Regions from separate parts of the Homo sapiens genome. Here region 2 is linked to region 1. A link is a contact called in ENCODE Hi-C or POLR2A ChIA-PET data. All regions are on one chromosome and are shown on one strand. Each heading gives the region's core, a stretch centred on a gene start or an enhancer-like site at or near the end of the contact. The rest is flanking DNA. Distances are from core to core; before and after follow the strand shown.

The links. A loop is a pair of places that touch in the nucleus more often than their neighbours do. ChIA-PET counts read pairs that join two places held with the same protein, here RNA polymerase II (POLR2A). Pooled maps may share reads with other maps.
Region 2: a map with no recorded cell type shows a loop between it and region 1 (5-fold over the local background). The contact joins the promoter of RTN4RL2 here to the promoter of SELENOH in region 1. A Hi-C loop is called at or near these places in 2 of 37 single-sample maps with no recorded cell type and 6 of 50 pooled maps. POLR2A ChIA-PET finds 5 or more read pairs at or near these places in 6 of 52 experiments (H1, activated B cell, activated CD4-positive, alpha-beta T cell and 3 more).

The regions. Positions count from the first base shown.
Region 1 is chr11:57,739,610-57,742,740 of GRCh38, reverse strand. SELENOH (selenoprotein H) reads right to left here and starts at 1,250. Exons shown (of 4, transcript NM_170746.4): 1 at 1,024-1,250; 2 at 787-932; 3 at 494-624. The coding sequence starts at 1,145. The coding sequence ends at 524. TMX2 (thioredoxin related transmembrane protein 2) reads right to left here. Exons shown (of 8, transcript NM_015959.4): 8 at 1,768-2,642. The coding sequence ends at 2,496. All of the region lies in intron 2 of TMX2-CTNND1 (TMX2-CTNND1 readthrough (NMD candidate)), which reads right to left. RefSeq lists enhancers at 739-908, 1,059-1,108, 1,429-1,548.
Region 2 is chr11:57,458,951-57,462,081 of GRCh38, reverse strand. RTN4RL2 (reticulon 4 receptor like 2) reads right to left here and starts at 1,554. Exons shown (of 3, transcript NM_178570.3): 1 at 1,186-1,554. The coding sequence starts at 1,216. RefSeq lists silencers at 1,278-1,547, 2,647-2,706.

The DNA of each region.
Region 1 (3,131 bases), core at 1-2,500:
TCCAAATCTCACTCAACATAATAAGTGCAGAACAACATGCCAAAGCACTGTATGAAGCACTAGGGACAAAGACAAGGTCAAAATCCTTGTAACCAAATTTAATGGTATTGTAATGCAGTGTTAACACAGGACAGTAACAGAACACCCAAGAACCAAACAGAAGAGGGTAGGGATAAGCATAAATGAAGTAACATGAAATAAACTTCCAAATGGAAAACTTGTCCATACCCCCAGGGCAAGTCAACTACAGTCTCCCAAAGGACATAAATTCCACTTAGGGCACACTAGACAGAAAACAATATTGTGTCTTTTTTTTGTTTTTTGTTTTCAAATAGGGTCTCCCTGTGTTGGCCATCCACTCCTGCCTCGACCTCCCAGAGTGCTGGGATTGCAGGCGTGAGCTACCCACGCCAGGTGGGTACTTGTAGCCACACCAAGATCAATGCCTTCTCTTCCTCAACAGCGGTCGCGCCCCCCACTTCCCATTTCAAACCTCAGCATGAGGGCTTCTACCCAAATCTCCCTACGACAGGTACTTCTTCAACTCTTCCACCACCTCTTGAGGCTCAGGGAATTTGAGTTTGCGTGGGGGCCCCTTCTTAATCCCAGTCCAGAGCTCCGCACCTGAAAGGCCAGAATGAAGCGAAGTTACAATACTTCGGAACCCACGAGCACGTCTCTGAAGTCATGAGACTGCCGTGGTTTCTAAGAATAGCGCTTCCTGTCTTCGGAACCCACGTCCCTTTCACCCACGTCCCTCTCCCCCACATCCAGGTCCCCACTTACTGCTGCCGTCCGGGCGCAGCAGCGTCACCTCGAAGCTGCCCCTCCGGGGCTTCGTCGGGTTCACCTTTACTGGAAGCTCTGGGGCCTCCAGGCGCAGCGCCTGGCTCAGGGCCGCGGCGTTGCGCCCATAGACGCGTCAGCTAGTGCTAGGGAGAGACGGAGAGGTTAGAAACCGGGGCCCCTGGCCCCCCCCGGCGCCACTGTTCCCTCTCTCCCGTTACTCTCCAGGCCCCTCACCAATGCTCGATAACAACGGTCGCCTCCTCCATTCCCTCCCCGCCGTTCGCCAGCTTCTCTCGCTTCTCGGCTACGGCGACCACCGCGGCCTCAGCCTTACGCTTCCTCCCGCGGGGAGCCATGGCGCCTAGAGCCCGGCCGAGAATGCAGCGGGACTGGTGGGTGGGGGGCGGAGACGCGACCACTGAGCGGAAACTGGGCAACGAAGAGCGCAGCCCGGAAGCTCTGCTCCTACAGCGGAAACCTCTCTCAAAGGAAGGGAAAGCTTGGCCCGCAGCACCCACGTGGCCTGGAGGCGGACCTTGGGGCACAACCACTTTGCAAGCAGGGAGCGGGAAGGTGCGGGAAGCGCCTGACGGAACCACCCATCGCTTCGGGTGGAGGGGACAGGGGACGCTGGGATGGTGAACACAGCAGGAAGGGGCGGAGACTAGGTCCGACTGCTAGCCTCGCTTCGCGCAATCTTTTCTGTACCTTTGCATGGCGCTAAATGTTGTGTGCCACCATCTGCCGCCAAACTCTCCTCCCTGGCAACCGCAGGCCAATCCCAGAGTAAACCCACCACCTAACAACATGTGGCCGCTATTCTAGATTTATGGAAACTAGACTTCTCCAACTCTTGCCAGTCCTGGGGATCAATGCCCGGCATTTGGTGAAACCAAATAGGATGGCCTTTGCCCTTAAGATGGGCAATTCCTCTGCAGTTGTCAGGCTTTTCTAATACAGAAACACACAAACGCGCAATCAAAAGGAAATCCCAATCTTTTTATTACGGAAAGCCATCAACTGGGTGTGGGGAGTATGTCAGAGGGTTAGTGAAAGTCCAGGGGATTTCTCCTCCAAGTCCTACCACACAAAGGAAAGTCTCAAGCCTCTATTCACCCCTTCTCAATCCCCACAAAATAGGGGGTTGTTCAATATTGTCTTCAATGATAAAAACTTTGTGGTTAAAGGTTTCTCCTTAGGACTAGCGACAAAGTTAGGCTTATACTTTTAATGAAGACCATAAACGAAGCCAGAAGGGCTTAAGGAAGCAAGAGTCCTTGGGGGAAAATTCTTAGCGTTCTATACCCCAGCATCTTACCTTAGGGTTAAATCTAGGTCTAACCAAGCTGTGCAGGTCAACTAAGAAGGAATGATGAAACCACAGAGTTTCATGGAGAAACCATGGAGATGTCTGAATAGCTGATAAGCAGTTAACACACTGACCCAAGCTTGGAGGGAAACCATTTCCCCCTCCGTCCTATGAGATCTCTTTCTTGCTCCAGTGAAACAGTTGGCCACAGCATGGCAGGCCTTCCTGTAGGGTGCCTGACAATTCCCTAGATGCCTCTTTAAAATCAGAAGCTGCATGCTGCCCCACCCAGTCACAGCCAAAGGGAAAACATAAATAAAAGGCTGCAGCCTCAGGCTTGTGGTTATGGAAAGAGCCTGGAATTGACAGGAGAGGAAGCACTGCCAAAGTGAGGATCTTATTTATCCTTCTTGTTTTCCCCATCTGACACTGTGGTGGGGGTTGAAGCCACAGGCTGCTCCTCAGGGATATTGTCTCCAGCCTTTGATAGTTTCTTGGCCCGCTGGTATAGCTCATTTAAGTTAAATTCTCGGATCACATTCTCCTGCACAAAAGAGATGCACACGTCAGGATCTGGGTTGGAAGGGAGAGTAAAGAGCCTGGGAAGTAAGAGGTATTTTACACAAAGTCTGGGAAAGGAAGGAGTAAGCAAAGGACAAAAATCTTCCCTAACCTTCCTCTTTTTTAGGTACCCAGAAAAGTCAACTAATAGTTAAATACCCATTATGTGCCAATCACCGTGCCAAGAATTATACCTAAATTATTTAATGTAATCTGCAAAACAACCCTGTAAGCCAGGGGTTATTACCTCCAATTAACTGACAGGGAACCTAACACCTACAGACAATAGGTGCAGTGGCCTTCGAGACAGAATCTTTTTTTTTTTTTCCTGATGGAGTCTCTTGTTGCCCAGGCTGGACCGCAATGGTGCAATCTCAGCTCACTGCAACCTCCACCTCCCGGGTTCAAGCGATTCTCCTGCCTCAGCCTCCCAAATAGCTGGCATTATAGGCATGCGCCACCACACTCGGCT
Region 2 (3,131 bases), core at 305-2,804, 280 kb after region 1:
CTCTGTCCCTCACAGCCACCCCCAGGGCCCTGAGCTCAAAGCACCCCCCATCTGGCCCACCAGCCACTCCCTGAGAGAAGAAATGTGGCAGGCAGGCGCTTTGGGAATGGAGGGCTTCCCACGTGGAAGTGGTTACCAGAAGCCTCTTTGTCTCATCCCTGGGCAGCACCCCCAATCCCCAGTCCCTCTCTCTCAGCCTTTCTCTTCCTCCTCCTCTTCCCTCCTCTCCAGCCCCTCTCCCATCCATGGTTCCCTGTCTCCAACCCTCTTCGCCGGTTCCTGATACCCCTTCTCTAGTCACCATCCCCATCCTTCTCTGGTTTCTGATCTTTCCATTCTCCTTTTCCATTCCAGTCCCCAGGGTCCCAGTCCTGATTCTCTTTCCCGCTACCTCCATCCCAGGATTCTGGGTCCCTGTCCATAGTCTTCTTCCCATCCCTCCCCTGATCTGGTCTTTCCTCTCCTTCCCTCTTCCTTGGTCTTCACCTGGGTCCCACTTCCCTCCACGCTTTTCCCATCTAACCTTTATTCCTTCTCCCCCTCCCCCGCTCCATCTCCCTCCTCCTTTGAGCTTCCCTCACCACTTTCTCCATCTTTGAGTTCTCCTTCCTATCCCTCTCCCCCTGACCCCTCCCCACCCCACCCCCAGTCTCTGGCCCACACCCTTATCTGTCACTCAATCAGTAGAACTATCCTCTTTCTAGCGCCCTCCATCTCTCCTACCAGAGAGGGCCACTTGGATTTCCCTCTGCGCCTCCTACCTCCCCAGACAGCCCCCTACCCACATCTCCTGTCTTCCCAGGTGGCCAGAAAGTGCTGAGGCACCGGGCAGGAGGAGTTGCTGAGTCGGCGCTTCCCCAGCCGGCCCGAGTCCTCAGCGTCCCCCGGAGCAGGTGGAGCGGGGACAGCGGAACCTGAGCCTCCCTCCCCGCTCCGGGCCGGGTCCACCTGCCCCCTGCGTCCCACCTCGGTCACGAGCTCCTCGCACGCGCCCGCGGGCTCCCAGCCAAGTGCCCTCCTGCTGAGAACAGCCCTGGCGGCGGGGGCGCGGCCCCAGCGCTGAGCTTTTCCCCTTCCCCAGGTTACCCCACCTCCCCAACTGCCCCACCCTCAATCCCTGAAAGAGGGGACGCCCTGCTTCTCTCCCCAGGATGCCCTCCGCTCTCCCGCCGCTGGCGTTCTTACCTTGCAGCAGGCGCCTGAGCCCGGGCAGCATCTTGTCTCGATGCTCGGGGGAGGGGGCAGCGGGGGGAGGGCGCTCCCACTCGCTCCCTGAGCCCGCCGGATGCACGGCGGGGACCCCGCGGGGCTCCGGGAGGGCCCGGGAGTCCCCGGGCTGCGTGGCCGGGCCGCGGCGCTCTACCCTGCGCCGCCCGGGCTGCGGGCCTCGGGAGGAGCCATCGGCCCCGACGGGACGGGGCGGGGCGCGACGGGGCGGGGAAGGCTGGGGCTGGCCGTCGACGCCCAGCGCCCGCGCCCCGCTAGCTGCGCTGTCCGCTCGAGAGTCCGTCAGTCCGTCTGTCCGTGTGCCCAGGCTGCTAGCCGAGGGAGAGTGGGGACAGCGAGGAAGCTCTTCCCAACCACCCCCACTCCTTCCCGCACTCGCTGGCTCCTCCCTCGTTTGCTGGCTTGCCGACTTAACCCTTTCTCGACCACTAGGAGGCGGGAGCGGCTTTCTAACCCCCTCCACCCCGCCCCCCTCCCCCCCGCTTAAGCGACCCGGAGGACTGTGTTCGATCGTCCTCGCGGCGCCACTCTTCTAGAGAAATCCCTTCTTGGGGGAATGCGGTAGTTTAGAGGAACGCCGTGGACTTGTCCTGTTCCCCCCTCCCAACTTTCCAGGAGAAGATGAGCTTCTGGGTCACCCCCTCCCCCGCCCCCAGCCGCGTCCCTCGCGCCAGTGTCCCAGCCTCCAGCATTTCTGTCCCCTGGGACAGCTCCAAGATTCCACTTTTCCTTCCACTCCCAGACCTCAAGCCCAGTGTGCGACTATAAGAATAGTATATGCAAGAGTTTGTGCGTGCAAGATCGAGTGCATATGAGCGTGCACGTGCGCGCAAGGATGCTTGTGCAGGTGTGACTCAGGATGCTTGCCCGTTACCCTTTGTACGGGCTTGGGGAAGCGGGGGGGGGGGCACGTGAGTGTGCACACGGGTGAGCCGCTGAAAGTCCGCCAGCGTGCATGTCTGAGCTGGTGGGAAACGTGAGGCTGTGCGAGGTTTTGCGCTTGCGATCTTGGGGATGGGTGGAAAGAAATATGTGCCCGGTGTGTGTATGCCCCTTAGTGCATTTACAAGCGGGTGCGAGATGGGCGCGCGTGCGAGTGTGTGCGTTTTTTTGTGTATGTATGATGTGTCCGGGAGGGGAGACCTTATCTCCCGCGGGGGTGCAGGAGAGGACCCAAAGCTGGGGAGAAGACTGTTGGCTTCGCGTGAACTTCCTCTACCCCCTTTTAAAGAGGGGCGGATTATGGTCTCACTGGAGCCCCTCTGGCCCTTCATGGCCTGGTCACAGGCGGTATCAGCAGACCCATCACCTAGGCACTTCCCTACAAAGGCTGCAGGGCGGTTGACCCAGGTCTTGACTCGGCCCGGCGCGTCCGCGGAGCCGCCCCGGCGTAGGATAGGCTCGGGGCCCTCGGGGGAGCCGCTTCGGGTACGGTGGCCAGGCAGCGCTGGCGGGGTTGGGGCTGCTGGAGCCTCAGGTGCGGCGGTGCCGGGGCTGCTGAGCCCCCTGGGCTGCCGCTCCCGCGAGCACAGAAGCCCCTCGCCCCGCTGCCCGCGCCGCGGCTCCTCCTTTCCTATCCGTGCCAGGGTCCAATGCAGTGCCTGGCATACAGTCGGCTCTTGATAAATGTTGGTCTTATTCTTCCCATTCATTCTCTGCTCCCTCCACGGTCTCTCGTTCTTCTCGCGTTCTCATTCGATTTCTCTGGTTTTCTCCCCCGACTCTTACTCATATTTCGTGGTCTCTGTCTCTCTGTTCCCTCCCTCCCTCACTCTCTCTCGGACCTTTTCTGTCTCTACTCGTCTGTTTCCCTGCCCGGTCTTCTGTCTTTCTCACTGTCTCTCTGTGTCTTCGTCTCTCTCCTCCTCCCCGCGGGGCTCCCTGCGTCTCTGTCTCTCGTCTCT